Regions from separate parts of the Mus musculus genome. Here region 1 is linked to region 2. The links are chromatin loops, found by intact Hi-C in ENCODE. Cell type or tissue: gastrocnemius. All regions are shown on one strand. Links, peaks and the distances in the headings refer to the core of each region. The heading gives the core; the rest is flanking DNA.

Region 1 (8,338 bases), core at 155-8,154, 110 kb after region 2:
CACCTAAAATTTGGGGAAATTATTCAATAGGTGAGATTTGCCAAAAATCCCAGAACTTAATATGGTCTTAAGATGAAATATGAAGGATCAAGACATCCCCAAATTTATCGTTTTCTAGATATAATCATCTAAACAACCCATACATTTGTGAAGAAAAGTGTAGGGGGTATGGCAAACAGACAAGGTTTGAACATTGCTTCTGGGAGTCTCTTCATAGGTCTGTATATCTCTTAAACAATAACAATCTTATATTGAAATATTGAATGCTAATTATTTTGAAAAACTTAAAGAATAGATAAAGTCCTTATATTTAACTTTTTAAAATAAATTTATATGTAATGTTGGACTTAGCTTTTTTGTAGCTACAAAGATGTTTCACAATTAAGAATTGGGTTTTCTAATAAATTATTAGTACAATTTCAAACTTTGTCTTAAGCGAGGGTTTATTAGTGGGCAGTGAGGCCTCGGGTTTTTTCCTGTTCATGTGACATAGTTCAATAATGGTGAATTCCATGGTTCTCGGACTCAGAAAAGGCAGGGAAAGGTGACTTGGGTCCTCAGGGGACATTTGGCAATGTCTGGAAACATTTGGTGTTGTCATGACTGGGCAGTATTATCTGCAGCTAGTGAGGCAGAAGCCAGGGATGTTGCTAAATGTACAGTTCTTGGGATAAGCCCTCAAAGCACAGGGTGATCTGGCTGAAAATGCCAATAATTTGGAAGTTGAGCAAGCCTCCTTTAACCCAAGTGCTTTAAATATCAAGAAATTATTTCCATGAATAACCAGTTCCATGAATAACCAAGGAGTAGAGCTGTATGTGAACAATATGGGACACTAGAAGATGTGTTTGTGATTTGAGAAGAAAACTAAAGAGAAAAACTGATTTTATTCATATGTGTATCCATAAACACATTACAATAAGCCAAAAAAGATCTTTGTTACAGTGTAATGAGAAAATGAAGGAACGAAATCCTACTCACAAATACTAATTTATGATCAAGTTGTACTCCACCATAATTTTAATATGACACCTAAAACTCTTATTAGAAGGCAAGATACATGATAATAGCTAGAAAAAGACAGCACCAGCATTGATTTTATATGAAATTTAACGTCTCCTTCCTTATAATTGAATTGCTTTTGAGGCTCATTGGAGGATAATCCCGCACACTGGAAGTTCTAGTGTGGACTCGGCCATTTGGCTGCAACATCTTCTTTAATTTTTCTCTTTCTTAGAAAATCTATCAGTTTAGCATGAATAAGACCATCTTTGCTGTGTAGAATCATGCTGTTTTAATCCCCTTCAAAATAATGGTAGCTGCCATAGTATAAGAATATTCTAAGAAGATAAACAAAATCATTTTATAGAAAGGCTTAAAAAAAAACTTGAATTAAAATAGTGAACCGGGCAAGCATGTTATTAAAAATAAGAGTGTCATCAAGTCCCAACCCATGGTAGAGGGATATATTCAGTAAGTCAGTATGTGAGTCTTTCTCTATTGAATTCTTCATGGCATACGCCAACTCTAGTCAGGTTCTATTTTTATCATGGGCTTCAGAGACAACTTTTATAAATACCTATAATTTTACAAATGAATCTTTAACTGTAACTGCCCAATAAAAGACATGGCAGTTTTACCTCTCCATGGCCTGTCTCCACTGCTTGAAAACTCAGCAGTTATTTGCAATAGGTCTTTCAATTGTCCTAAGGAGGACAATGGAAATGTGAAGGTATCTGGAAGACTTGGAAGGGATGAAGCCCCAGGGTTAGATGTCTGGCCACCACCCTGACTGCAGCCATGCTTTTTCTTCTTCTTGAGAAAGACCTTACAACTTTGAGGAAATGTAAGCTTTACAAAAAGATTAAATGGATCTAAACTGTCTCTTCCAAACCCTGGAAATCAACATGAAGGCCTCCCCTTCAAACTCCTGCCATCGGGCGTAGCATCTAGACCCTATCTGATTCTCAGAAAGTCCGAATGAATGCAGGATGGTGAAGTGCTGAGAAAACAGTGAGTGTAAGGCCTATACCACCCCTTCGAATTAAAAAGGATTTAAATAAAACCAGGAAGGAAAAGTATAATCAGGGGGAGGGGGAAGCTTGAGTAACGGGACTCGGTGAGGGGGCGAGAGAAGAAGCCTCCAGGACGTGGGATTCAACCCTGCGCCATTCTGCATTACTGACATGATGACCCACACACTGCAGTGGAAGAAGATACACTCCCTATTCAACTATGACATTTAGAGTTTTGCCTTCCAAATATGTTCTCCGATCAGTTCCCAGGTTGTTTAGTTGGTTGTTTTGTAACTTGTATTACTCCCCAAATAGCCTTTCCTTTTCCAAAGAAACCTTCAAATCCATTTCCTACAAGGGATTTGATTTGTGCAGCAGGCTCTAAAGCCGGCTGTCCAGAGCAATGCCCATTCTTTGGTACTATAGTTTGGGGTCTGGGCAAACTGAAAGCATCATTCCATATCTATACTCACCAAGTTCCTATTTCGCGCAGGCAAAGTTTTAGGTTACCAGATGGCAAACTCTTTATGCCAACTCCTCCCTACTGAAGCTCTTGAGAGAATGGTCAGCGGGCTTATCCATGTACCATGATGTAGTTATATGCTTGTTTATGCTGCTCCTACGATGGCATTACAGACCTGTCTGCACGGCATTAGTTCCTGCAGTCTTTGAACAAAATCCTGATTTAAGGGAAAATCCAAAGTTAGTTGTAGTTTGGAGGCAGAAGAGCAGACCTATCCTTGGGGTATGATGGCAACAAACTCCTATAACAACTTACATAACCAACTCTGGGGAAACAAAAACAAAACGAAAGGGCTGCTGCAGTCCATTATCTATCAACAAGGTACGCCTTAGCCTCACGATTCAGCTACAATGCTTGCTGTGAGTTGGGGACCAAGTAAAAGTTAGGAATTAACATCTCATTCTCTCAGGATAGCTCTGAGGAGCAGGTGCCACAACTCTAATCCAACCAGTAGATGCATGTAGACTTCCCTAATGCTTGCCCCCTAGCACCTCCAGACCTTCTTCCAGTACACACACCTCCCTGACCAATCTGTCTGCCTTTAAGCATCCCTGTTCGGACTGCAAGCCAAGTGGCCCGGGAGGTCTGCTTTGCCCGGCTTCACCAAGCCAGGAGATGACTCATCGAGCCGGTTCCCCGGGCTCCTTGGGGCTTTGGCAAACAACTGGAGAGGTGCCCTCCCTCCCCGCAGGCCCGGCGGGGCGGGGCGGGGTTCGGCCAGCCAAGGCTGGGAGCGGGAACCGGCAGCGGGAAGCGGCCGCCGCCCGGGCAGCCCGAGGCTAGGCAGGGCGAAGCCAGGCGGGGCGGGGCTGAGCGCCACGGGAAGGGGAGGCAGGGCTGCCTAGGGACCGAACGACCGAGCCACTCTTGCAACGCCAGCCACGATGGGGCTGGAGACCGAGAAGGCCGATGTGCAGCTCTTCATGGCCGATGACGCCTACAGCCACCACAGTGGCGTTGACTACGCAGATCCTGAGAAGTATGTTGACTCGAGTCACGACCGGGATCCTCACCAGCTCAACTCTCATCTCAAGGTGAGTTTCAGGCTGGGCTATCACTCATCTAGGCTGGAGGCTGCTAAGGGTCCCTTGTATGCTGCAGGAGGATGACTCTTGACCTTCTCCCCAACAGTGGGGGTTGGTCCCATTGCTAATGCTGGTTCCATTGGCACTCTGCCCTGGTCCCACAGCCTTCAGGCTCCCTGAACAGCCACACAGTGTCCAACTCCTGTGTGCCCAGTGTCACTCTAAGAAAAGCTGAAGATACTCTAGCCAGGTCGCCTTTCCTTCGGACTTCCCCTTCTTAGAGTGCTTCTGCCACCACACCCCCCACCCCCACCAACTTCGTTCCCTCCCCACCCCGACCCTATCCCCGACAGGTTGGATGACGTCATGAGTCCTTGCATCTTGTCTCTGCAGCTAGGCTTCGAGGATCTGATTGCAGAGCCTGAGACTACACACTCCTTTGACAAAGTGTGGATCTGCAGCCATGCTCTCTTTGAAATCAGCAAATATGTGATGTACAAGTTCCTGACCGTATTTCTGGCCATCCCCTTGGCCTTCATTGCGGGTATCCTGTTTGCTACCCTCAGCTGTCTGCACATCTGGTGAGAGGGGACACATGGGTTGATTCTGAAGCTTACAGAAGTTTTTGCCACCTGCTCTCTGCTCTTCCTATTTCCCAGGGCCCATTTGCAGAGAAAACGCTTACATTAGTTCCCAAGGGTAACAAGACCTGAGAAATCTTGAAGGGCAGTGTGCTTTCTTTAGAATAATAGTCCCGGCTGAGAGTTTAAACAGAAGGAAGCAAGGGCCTCTTTCCTGGGTGTGATTTTTCCTTCCATGCAGAAGGCTGAGCTGAGTGTGGAGGTGGGGGCTGGAAGGCCACTTCCTGTCATAGGCTGCTCTCTCCAGGGCCTGTTGTGACTCGTGCCTGTGGTTCTGGGCAGGTCCTTTCCTCCTTTCATTGACTTTTATTCAGTCACCATCTGTGCTTGGGCAAAACAAACGTTGATCTCAGAGAAAACAGCGCTTACATTCTGACCCTTGGAGAAGGGCAGACTTTAGTAAAACAGTGCTATGAACTGAGCCACTCAAGTCTTGCTATTGGTAAATGGCAGCCATGAACCCAGGGGAGACAGGAGTGTTTACAATGATTGGGTTGAACATCTACCACGAACAAATAAAATGTTAAGCTATGAAACAAGGGGATAGGCCATTACATTATTGTTTCACTTATGAAGCACACACACACACACAAATGCCATCTAGTTACAAGAAAAAGAAATATGGAAACCAATCGAATGTTGGGATGTCTGTAAAGTTATTCACGTTCAAGATGCATCATAAGCTTTTTTAAGCACTCAAACTTGTCTTAAGGGAACTAGCCCACTCCTCCAAGAAATGTTTTTTGTGTTAAAGGTTACCCACTTCATTCAAAGAATCATCCCCAATGTCACAATAGTTTTCACGCTGGTACCTCAAGGTGGTCCTGGTGACACGTGTGACCCTAGATACCACCGTTTAGTTTTTCACATCATGGGGCATTGCCACATCCCAGGGCAGTCTCAGTGTTCAAAGAGTTATCCAACTTACTCCTTCTTTCAGTCTCGAGGTACACTTTGCTGTGTTAGCTCACTAGTTCTGCACACCAAGCCTATTAGGTGCTCAGTGTTGCTGGGTGAGAACACAAGCCTTTCTTCAGCTTGCCCATCACCAGGGAGGGGGATTTAGAAACAAACCCAAATGGTGAGAAAGCATGGTGAGCAAGCAATGGAGGAGCTGGGAAACAAGGGTAACTTTGTGAGGGAAAGGAATCTGAAGACCAAAAGAAGTCTTTTGGAAGATAAATATAAATTCAGATGACGAAAGGATAAACAAAGAATACCAATTCAGTCGCTTGAGGCTCTAAGCAGTCATCTTGAAAGGGCCAAAAGATTGCCAGAGAAGTGGAACTCTTTGCTTTCGTGTGTATGCAGGCCCACACAAGCATGTGTATGGTTATCTCATATGGGACATTCGCACATAGGTGATTTTTTTTACATGCCTAAATCAACATATAAAACTGTACATTCCAGCCGGGCTGTGGTGGCACATGCCTTTAATCCCAGCACTTGAGAGGTAGAGGCAAGCGGATTTCTGAGTTTGAGGCCAGCCTGGTCTACAAAGTGAGCTCCAGGACAGCCAGAGCTATACAGAGAAACCCTGTCTCATAAACCAAAAAACAAAACAAACAAAAAACAAAAACAAAAACAGCAACAACAAAATACAAAAAAAAACCTGTACATTCCAAATTTACTAAAATTGCCAACCGAATGACTAAATCTGTTATTTTTACTTTCAAAAACAGGAAAAGATAAAGGACCCATAACATACTGCAGCATGCTAGCTTTGATGCTCTCTGTTTATTGAGAACACTAGGTCTTCTCACAGCTTTGGGGGAAGAATTGACAAAAGATACGTTCTCATTTGCTAAATAGTGGAAAGATATCAACAGTACGACAATGTGCTAAATGTTGACTCCACCTGTCTTCCCTGGGAGTGGGAGGAGCTTTGTGTCTGGCTTCCACTGGTGAATCATCATACCACTTCCCTTTTAGAGACACAATATGTATTATTTAACTTCAGCTCATTTCTCAAATTGTATTCATGTGAGACATTAATATTTAACTGTCACATGCTTGTCACCGGGTAGCTATGAATTGGTGTTTGAATGTTACATTTTACCTTCATGAAACAATTATCATCAATGGATTGCATGCCCCTAACACATAAGCTGGATCGATTGCAAGGTTTATAGGAGAGTAGACTTGCTTGAGCAAACTTGGCTTTTTGTTTTGTTTTGTTTTGTTTTGTTTTGTTTTTCTTTTCAGACGTTTATTTTATATTTCTAAAACAGGGTGCTGTTCATTGTTAAACCACAGTTGAGAAAGTAAAAACTAAAGGGGCTTTTACCCAAGTCACAATGTCACCACAAACCTGATTTTAGATTTTTGTCTTGGTTGTTGTTATTGTTAGGACAGGGGTTATTTGGTTTATTAGCTGTTTTGTGTATTTGTGAACACGGAGCTCGATACGTTGCCAAGGTTGGTCTTGAACTCCTGGGCTCAAGCAGCGCTCATGCTTCAGCCTCTCCAGTAGAGCCATACATCACAACAGGTAGATATCATATTCTTCACCCCAGTAAATAACAAAAACTAAATTATAAACACCTGGTTATACTGGACCTTCAGCCAAATGTTCAGATCTTTAGGAATGGTGAGTTGGTTTTATTTGATACCTTGGTCAGATCCACTTACCATTTGCCAAGCAAGTTTGCTGATCATCATAACCGAAGAAATGTCACAGGGGCTCATTTTTTTTTTCTGGAATGCGATGAAAATAGATGCCAGGTTACTGGAAATGCACTGTTTAGTTTCTTGTTTCCAATACAGCATATTGCTGAGACAACACAGGCTTCAAGACACTGTAGTATAAAAACAAATACTAACCGCTGGCCCCAGGCTGGGTGTCCCGTGGCAGCACAGAGGACTATAGGTTAGGCCATTTGCATAAAAAAGCATTTGGTGATGCTTCAACACATTCATTTTCAGTCTAAACTGTGTGCAGATTTGGGAGAGAAGTCAGTCACAATGTTAAGAACATAACTCAAATTCTATAACCAACGACCGTGGAACTCTCTGATACAAAGAGAATAACTTGCAGAAAATAAAATAAGCTCACCACATCCAATGAACTGGAATCTTCAAATATGGGCAATTGGATTTCAGTGAATCACAAAATGCTCAAGTGTCTTTTAGAACCTAGAGATATAATGGGTTATGAAGAGTGAAAGGAATAGCCTAAGGAGAGAATAGAGCACAATTTGTTCAATGTGAAGTGGATTTGATTAACAAACTTTCAGACATAAACTTCAGATGTCTATTAATTTGAGGTTATTTCATTAATTTTTTCCTTATGCATTCTGATTTCAAAATACGTCTACTGATTATTATTTAATAGACAACAATACCATATGACATCTTAGGGACATAAAATAAGGCTTAGAGCCATAACTGGTTCTGTAAGATTTCTGGTCTCTTGTTAATTTGTGTGTGGAAGTGACATCGTGTGAGAAGCACACAGAGTCAGAAGTGAAAAATTGCTATCACTCAACCTGTAATCAGCTGTTTAGTTCTAAATACCTATAATTAGTGTTCTTACTAGATTGTTTCAAATGTTTAGCAGTTGGAGCAAAACATAACCTAAATATAGTCTATGTAAACGGGCACATGAATAATCCAGAACTCTAAAAACATTCATCAAACCCACAGTTGTTGATCCTGTATCCTTTGAATTAAAATCAGTAGTTAAGTCAGATTTTAAGAATAAACCAAGAAATCAACCTCACCCCCAGCTCTCCACCCAAGTAACAATAAAATTATATCAAGATCTCTGGCAGTGCTGGGTGTGGTGGCGCACGCCTTTAATCCCAGCACTCGGGAGGCAGAGGCAGGCGGATTTCTGTGTTCGAGGCCAGCCTGTTCTACAGAGTGAGTTCCAGGACAGCCAGGGCTACACAGAGAAACTCTGTCTTGAAAAAAAAAACAAAAAACAAAAACAAAACTCTGGCAGAGTTCAAAACTCACATTTTCCTTTTTTTTTTTCTCAAAGAAAACATTATTCAGGGGATTACACAAAAATTTGACCTGGGTAACTGAAGAATATTAAGCTATCTTAAGAAAAGGTATACAAACACGTGGGAATAAACATTTTCTCTTTTAACTACAGTACACAGGCCTTCTTGGTGAGTGTCATTACTA
Region 2 (8,338 bases), core at 302-8,301:
TTTGCACAACACAGTCCCAAGTTATACAAGAGGTTTCCTCTCAAACATTCACATGGTGATGCTACTTCCAAGCTTGGGGGAAAAAGATTAAAACCACTTAAAAGAAAATGTTGTTTTAAAGTTTTATGTAGTCCTTTATGATACATTTTTCACTCATCTACTTTGTTCCTACGTTCTAAGCCCTATGTGATAGCATTAATACTACCTACCTGTGCTCACCTTGGTAGCACATATACTAAAATTGGAGCGATATCATTCCTAACCCTGATGCTGTGATATTTTTAAGAAAATATTTCTAGTTTGTAATTGTACTCTTCTGTGGCTTTGGAAGTCCACAGACATTGAAGTTAAGCAGTTTAATATGCTAAGCATTTGTATACCACTCCTTTTGTGGTGTATATAACTTGGGAATCAGTCACATGTGTGCAAAGGCCATAAAAATCAGTCTTGTTGAACAAAGTAGAATATAGCTTCTTTCTTAACTGATGGGCCCATAAATAAGAACAGTTTGTTGTTGTTGCTGCTGCTGCTGTTGTTGCTTAATCATTTGTTTTACCAAAAGTCCCACCACGTTCTGCAGCACAATAATGGCATACTCCGGAATACATCCCAGTCCATGCCACCCTGTCAGCCCCATTTTGGCATGTAAGGGTGATATTTCTCCTCCTTCTCCTCAGGCCAACATGAAGTCTTTCTAGAGATGGGAATAAGAATTCTTGTTATTCCCAAAGGAAGCTCAAGCTCTAACATCATAACTATGCATCGGGCTGTACATCTGTAATCTCACCCAAGGCAGGCTGAGATGGGGATAGCTAGTTCAAGATCATCATCGGCTACACAAGGAGATTCTGATACAGAAGTAGAAGGAAGAGGAGAATGGAGAGAAAGAGTTGGAATGGGAAGAAAGGAGGAAGAAATTAAGAGTGAGGAAGCGGCGGAAGAGGTAGAGATGAGGATGTGGAGGGGAAAGGATATCAGAATGCATGTTATCTTGGGTGTGGATGTGGAAGGGTGAGAAGAAAATATCCATATACTGGATGATGGGAGAACAAAGAGCTAGTACAGAAACTAGTCTGTGCTTTGAGGGAAGGGCACTGTGCCTGGTCATGCTGGATCAGATGTCTCCCACAATATTCTTCCTTGTGATCCTCTCCCAAAGGTCAAGTGCTATTAATACTTCCCTCTAGGCACTGCAGGAAGAATGTGCAAATAGCTGCTTCTCAGAGAAGCACAGTAGATCAGGAGCTCCAAAAGTCCAGGATTTGTTCTACATAGAAATCAGTGTCTAAAGTGCTCCCAGGTTACAGTGGCTGCCTTCAAAGGATGCTAGTAAGTACTTCAAGGAAGTTTAATACACAGGCGAGAGAGGCAGTTATCTTTTGGAAACCAGCAGGTAAGACAGTGTAAATAAAACTTCAACTATCCCTTTGGTTTCATTTATTATACTGATGTACTCAAGACAAGAAGCCCCCAAATAATGCACTTGTGAGTATATATTTTTGTCTAAGGCCTAATGCAAGCCTTGGTCACTAGAGGATAAAGGATACATTAAAGAAACATCTTTACATTGTGGCAAGGAACCAGCTTTCTTCCACACAAAGATTAGCCTGACTCAGTTCAGCTTTACCAAATGCTGACTTTAGGGCATCCATGGGAAACAAAAGTAATTATCATACAAATGGCACTTTGAATTGTCACCAATTGAGACATGATGTTCATTCTTAAATACTCTTAGACAAGTACAATAATCATAGAGAGTCCAAGAACAAGACAGTATCTTAAAGATGTATTGGTTGATTATATGATTTTTAAAAAAAAGGTCTTAAATTCACTACTGTATTTGATTGTAACATCAATTACAGGAATTGGAAAACACAAATGGTATGAGATTAAATTTTTTAGTACCTTTCTCTAAAGTTACCAACATCGATGGTATTGATCTACTAAAGACAATATAAGTGTATTCTACAGTTGTCTAGTTACAAAGGCCAAGCAAGAATTTGAAACTATTTTCCAGCTTCTAGGTTCCTGACATGTTTTCAGATACAAAAAAAACCCCACTTCTTCACCAGTATCAGAAATGTTCTCAGTGGCCCTGGCCCCAGTCAGAATGAGAAGACTACCCAGGAAGGCCATCAGATCTGGGAGTCTTGTATCTGGGACTGAGGCACACCAGGGGATACAGAATGTTTAGTGGTGCTAAAAAAGAAAGATTAGAAAGGGAACTGTTTTGTAAAATCTGGGATCTTCTTGTGTTCAGGACACTGTGTGTGTGTGTGTGTGTGTGTGTGTGTGTGTGTGTGTGTGTGTGTGTGTGTGTGTTTGTGCGCACGTGCAGTGTTGTCCTAAGCACAGTGATGGATGAAAGTCAAGTGAAATCCACTTCTTGCCCTTCAGGAAGTTTCCATAGAAAAGCAACACAACTCTACAGTTAGTGGGTATCTTTTGGGTAGGATGGTAGTAATGCTTACCTGTTCCTATTCACTTTTTCCAAAATTCTCTGTCCACAGACTGTTGTAGGCAGGTAATTAGGTAGCTGCTTGTATTTTATTATTTCTGGCCCACCAACCACATTGATAGTATGGGGGAAAAGCTGCTTGCACAACACATAGTGAGATGGGAAAAACCCTGAAGTTTGGGATTAAAATTTTAAGTCTAAGTCAGTTACTTAGGGATAGATGGTTGCTTTGAGAATAAGTTTTCATATTTGCCAAATATCTTTGTATTTGAAAGGGTTAAATTTAGCTGTATCATTAAACATATGACTAGTCTTATAAGCATCATAGGTGTTGGAATAATTACTATACCTGTTTTATATTTTTCTTAGATTTATTTATAAAGATATGCTCAGCCCTGATGATGTGTGCTATATATATGTCATATATATAGTGTGTGTGTATATGTATGTGTGTATACATATATATGTATATATGTATATATACATGTGTGTGTATACACACACACACACACACACACACACACACACACACACACACATATATATATCATAATTAAAAATCACCGCTCAGCTCCTCAGTCCCTTCTCCAACTCCTCTATCAGTGATCCTGAGCTCAGTCCAGTGGTCGGCTGTGAGAGCATCTGCCTCTGTATTTGTCAGGCACTGGCAGAGCCCCTCAGGAAACAGCTATATCAGGCTCCTGTCTTCAAGCATTTCCCGGCATCCACAATAGCGTCTGGATTTGGTAACTGTATATAGGATGGATCCCCAGGTGGGACAGTCTCTAGATGGCCTTTCCTTCAGTTTCTGCTCCACACTTTGTCTTCATATTTCCTCCAGTTGAGTATTTTGTTCCCCCTTCTAAGAAGCCTTTAAGCATCCACAGAGCAAATATGTCAACCGGCCAGACCCCCTGGAGCTCCCTAGGACCGGACCACTATCCAAAGAGTACACATGGAGGGACCCATGGCTCTGGCCGCATACGTGCCAGAGGATGGTCTTGTTGGATGTCTGTGGGAGGAGTGCTCCTTGGCCCTGGGGGTGTTCAATTCCCCAGTGTAGGGGAGTGCCAGGGCTGGAAGACTGGAGTGGGTGGGTGGGTGGGTGGGGGAGCACCCTCATAGAGGCAGGGGGAGGGGGGATGGGATAGTGCATTTTCAAAGGGGAGATCTGGAAAGGGGAAAACATTTGAAATATAAATAATGAAAATATCCAATAAAAACAAACAAACAAACAAACAAAAACACATAATTAAAGATCACTTTAAGGAGTCTGGATGGATGGTTCACTCAGTGAGGTGTTTCCCATACAAGCATGAGGTCCTGAATTCAGATTCCCGGCACCCAGGAAAAGAGCCAAACATAATGGGATGCCCGTAGAATCACAACGCTGGGGTGCAAACACGAGGATCCCCAGAGTATCTGGCTAGACAGTATGACAGAACAGCTAAGCTCCGTGCTCAGTGAGCGATCTCATTCCAAAAAAGAAAAAAGAAAAAACACCCTAATCGCAACCTCTGCCCTTTGCACACTTATGCGCCCATACAAACAAACACGTACACATACATACGAAAATTCACTACACCTTGCATTAATTAATAACTGAATTCTCCAGTGACGGCAATGAAATGAGAGCAACATTCTGACTTCAAACTCTTTTGTTCAGTAGAGGAGACATGGTCTACTATGTAGCCCTGGCTGGTTGCTCTATAGACCAAGGCAGCCTAGAATTCACAGACAGCCGATTGACTTTCTCCCAAAATCCTTTTTAATGAGTCACACTCTCATTGGTGAGGTTCTCCCGGACTTACAGGATGAAGTTCCAGACAAGACTGCCAACCAGCAAATCGGTGTCAGAGTCTCAGCTCAGACCCCTGCGGGGACAGTGGCTCCTAGTCAAGTGCCCTTCATGGTGACAGTAATTAGTGCCCTGCATCTAGAGATGACAGAATCAACCTTTATGTTAGAGATGGCTCAATGTGACCCAGTTCAGTCACCACATGATTTGCGTTTTGAAAGTTAGTCGATGTACTAATGAGAAAAGTAAGGTGAGTAGTCCTTAAAGTGAAAAAGGCATGCCGATTTTCTGAAAATATGTCTATTAGTCTTCTCTTGCTAAAATCCCAATTACTTCATCAAAATGACTTCTACCAGTCTCCCACCGGTGGCTTAGGAGGCCAGTAGCAGCTTGTGCCGAAGCCACCCGCTCCATACGTCAGGCAGTGTTTGTATATACTCAGCGTATCCAAGCAGGGCCTTTTTAACTTTCCGTGCTGCGGACAGATCTGTACTTTCCTGAACAGCAGCCAGGAAAAATCTTGAAGATTTGGCAGGAACACGGTGGGAAGCCTGGTGCTGCACCAAGCTGCACTAGAGCCCGGGCTTTCTACAGAGGCGGATGAGCAAAATTCCTCCCTTTGTTTCGCTCTCCATAGGAGGACAAATGGAGGCCCCAGATTGCTATCAGGTTCTATTGTGTAAACTCGGGGTTTCCTTTTTTGGCACTGTGGCCCTTATTCTTTTTCAGCTGGAAAACCAATTAGCATTCTTTTTTATATTTAGGTGTTGGTGCCTGGGCCTTAGAACAGCTTTTGGCCATCTGCCCACATGGCCGTGGTCTCTAGGGCAAGGCCTGACAAATTAAGATAAAACCGTTACTTCATGTTTTCCTCCAATGAGAAAACAAAAACTGTTTCCTGCTCTTATTAATTAGATGGCGTCGATGTCCACATATAACAAATAAAGAGGTAGGCATAATCAGGGTGTCAACCCTGAGCCCTTATCTCGCCCCAGGCGGAGTTCCCCTACAAGAATGTGAGAAGGAAGACCTGTCCAGTTAGGACTAAGCTTTTCTTCTCTTGAAAAAAAGAAAGAAAGAGAGAGAGAGAGAGAGAGAGAGAGAGAGAGAGAGAGAGAGAGAGAGAGAGAGAGAGAGAACCTCCAGCCATCCTTACAGTCAACAGAGGCCTCTGTCAAATGGCTTGCCTTTGTTAACTACGGGGTCACCGTTTGTCCTCTGTGGCATTTTTGCCTCACAGGTTTGAGTGGCGTGACTTACCTGGAGGAAGGAACTGTTAGGAGATTCCAGCCCTGACGAGTGGATTAGTCAGAACAGGCAAGAGGGCCCTGCCCATCTGGAACAAAAATAAACAGAACCAAATACTTCTGTATCTTGAAAGGCAAACAAAATGAAGTTCACGTTCCAGGAACATAGTTTACGATTGGAGAAAGCCCTCTCTGGGCCGGTGTGGCTGTCAGAATAGCCAAGCATGTGCAGGAGAGGAAGAAACGAGCTCGGAATTGCCCAGCTCCGAGAAGTGTTCCTCCTGGTAAGCAGCCTTTGCCATGGCAACAACCTAATGCCACAGATCAGAGGAATGCAGTCCTCCAGCGAGCCGACCTCGGCCTGGCAAAGTCTCCCAGATGATGCAAAATATTTAGAAGGGAAATGGGAAAACAAACAGAAAGGGAACACAGCCATGTGGCTACAGAGCGAAGACAAAAATAAGACACACACACACACACACACACACACACACACACACACACACACACACACCAACAGTGCAGGACAGCTACAACAGCGGGCTTGTGTCCCTGGTACTGAATGTCCACCTCTTTGCTAGAAACAGCCCGCGGGATTACTGCTCCCCCTTCAAGTCTGTCTTTGTAAATAGTGGGTAGTGGCATCCCTTAAGAAAAAAAAAATCAATTGAAAGACTTCTTTAAAGGCTCGGTACAGACCATTTTCTTTGCTACAGATTCTATTCTGGAGCTGTATCATTTAACAAAGGGTCTGTGTTCTGACTCATCCGGAAATTTTTTAGCCATTTTTTTTCTTTCTGTTAGGTTCCTGTCACAGGCAGAGAATGGTCATCTGTAATAACCCAAAGGGAGTGACTAGAACATGCCCAGCCACATGTAAGAAAAATGTAATAGACTAGTGTCTAAGGGCCAGAAATTTCCCAGTACCCTGGGCAGGATTGGTTGCACAACCAGATTTGTTAAGACAGTCTCAGCTTAGTTCAGGTTCAATTACAAATGTGCCTCAGTGCTCACAAGAGTTCCTGTTTGGGATAATAAATATCTGATGGTCCTATTCATGCTCAGAGCCCAAGGGTCTGCTAACTACTTCTACTTCACCCCCCAGGAACGTTATTCTGAAGTTCTTCTTTGAAACCTAAATATAATACATAAAGATATAAACCTAAAAGAAATAGGGAAATGACTTGATCACTAAAGTGTTTGCTCTGCTCCCCCTTCAAGTCTTTGCTCTGCAAACATGAGGACCTGAGTTTGGAGTCCCGGGTCCCCATGTAAAACTCTAGTGCCATAGCACATGCCTGCAAACACAGAACTGTGGATGTGTGACTGGAGGCCTCCTGGGGCTCCATCTTTTGCCAGTCTAGCCAAATGGGTTAGTTCCGGGTCCAATGAAGACTTGTCCAAAAGGTAAGTTAGAAAATGAACAGAGAGAGTATCTGGTGTCAACCTTTGCCCTCCACCCACGTGTGTGTTCACATGTGTTCCCCTTACACAACTAAAATACAATAATAAAATGAAGAAGGGTGATAGTTCTCTGATCTCACTAAGAAGAACCTTCAAAGAGATTTGCTTCATCTACAAGAAACACTGGGGACACAATCCCCTCTGCAGGGGCCAGGAGAGAAACTGCCTATTCATCTCCAGGCTGCCTTCAGGAGAAACTGGGAGTTACCCAGGAGGCTACCTACAGACACCCACACAGGCACTTCTCTGTCAGGTGCAGGAAGGCAGGCAGTCCTTTCACAATCAGACACATGGCTGCCTCCTTTTGTGCCTTGCAGCCCAGAAGCGCCTGTGAGAAGTTCATAATGGGAGAGGCTTCAGAGGGTCTATGTTGCCCCCAGCTGCACTGCCATGAGGCTACTATCTGAATTAGAATGGAAACTCTTTGATCTCTTTTATATCTAAGTTTAAACCATGGCCTGGACCCAAAAGGTGGACTAATTTTGGCAACTTCCCCTCTACACTTTTATCTGGAGATGAAAGCGAGGTTTGCAAGCATAAACAGAAGGTGTATTTCCCCGGGCCCAGCAACCAGCATATGAAATAAATGACACTATAGATTCTGGCACTCAGTCAAGCTCTGGCTTCTTCATCTCTGCTGCCTCATTCTCTCACAGCCATTAGGATAATCTCCTTCTATCTTAAACATAAAGATGGTTCAATACCAAAGAACAAACTTCTTGGATTGAGGCACACAGAAGGGATAGAAACTCCATAAGAAGACCAACAGAGTCAACTAACATGGACCTTTGGGGGCTCCCAGAGACTGAACCAATAACTGAAGAACATACATGGGTTGGACCTAGTCCCCTGCCCCACACATATGTAGCACATGTGCAGTTTGGTCTTCGTGAGGGTTCCCCCGCAACTGGAGTGGAGGCTTACCCTGACTCTGTTGCTTGCCTGCTCCCCTAAATGGGGAGTCTTGCCCGGCCTAAGTGGGAAAGGATTTACCTACTCCTGCAGTGACTTGAAGTACTAGAGTGGATTGGTACCCAGAATAGACACCTTCCTTCTCAGAGGTGAAAGGGAGAGGGGATGGGGGGTATTTTTGGGGGGACTAAGAGGAACTGGTGCTTTGATTGGAATGTAAAGTGAATATATCTTCAAGAATAAATATGAAGCAACTTCTTGCAGCAGAGGGAGTGACTTCTCTATTGTCTCGTAAAATTTAAAACATGGGAGCTAGAAAGATTGGTCAGTGGCTAAGAGCACTAGCTCATCTTTCACAGGACCTGGGCTCATTTCTCAGCGCTCATATGGACTGGTTTACAATTGTCTGTAACTCTAGCTCCAGGAGATCTAACATTTTCTTTTTGTCTCCCTTTGCAC

What was found. Peaks named below come from ENCODE experiments on the same cell type or tissue, not always from the same donor. Only the 100,000 strongest peaks of a DNase experiment are listed, where the experiment ranks them.
Region 1: a loop joins it to region 2, with 5 times the contacts of the local background. A loop is called at or near these places in 8 of 42 quality-filtered maps.

Annotation. Positions count from the first base shown.
Region 1 is chr6:17,277,939-17,286,276 of GRCm38, forward strand. Cav2 (caveolin 2) reads left to right here and starts at 3,247. Exons shown (of 3, transcript NM_016900.4): 1 at 3,247-3,572; 2 at 3,957-4,144. The coding sequence starts at 3,423. In gastrocnemius, for the core only: no CTCF peak of the experiment used is centred there; DNase peaks (open chromatin) are centred at 3,284 and 3,672; H3K4me3 peaks cover 5,417 bases; H3K27ac peaks cover 6,482 bases.
Region 2 is chr6:17,165,855-17,174,192 of GRCm38, forward strand. It overlaps Gm4876 (predicted gene 4876), which reads right to left and starts at 5,979. Exons shown (of 3, transcript NR_153844.1): 1 at 5,517-5,979. In gastrocnemius, for the core only: a CTCF peak has its summit at 4,779; DNase peaks (open chromatin) are centred at 3,418, 3,831, 4,333, 4,809 and 2 more places; H3K4me3 peaks cover 2,734 bases; H3K27ac peaks cover 6,996 bases.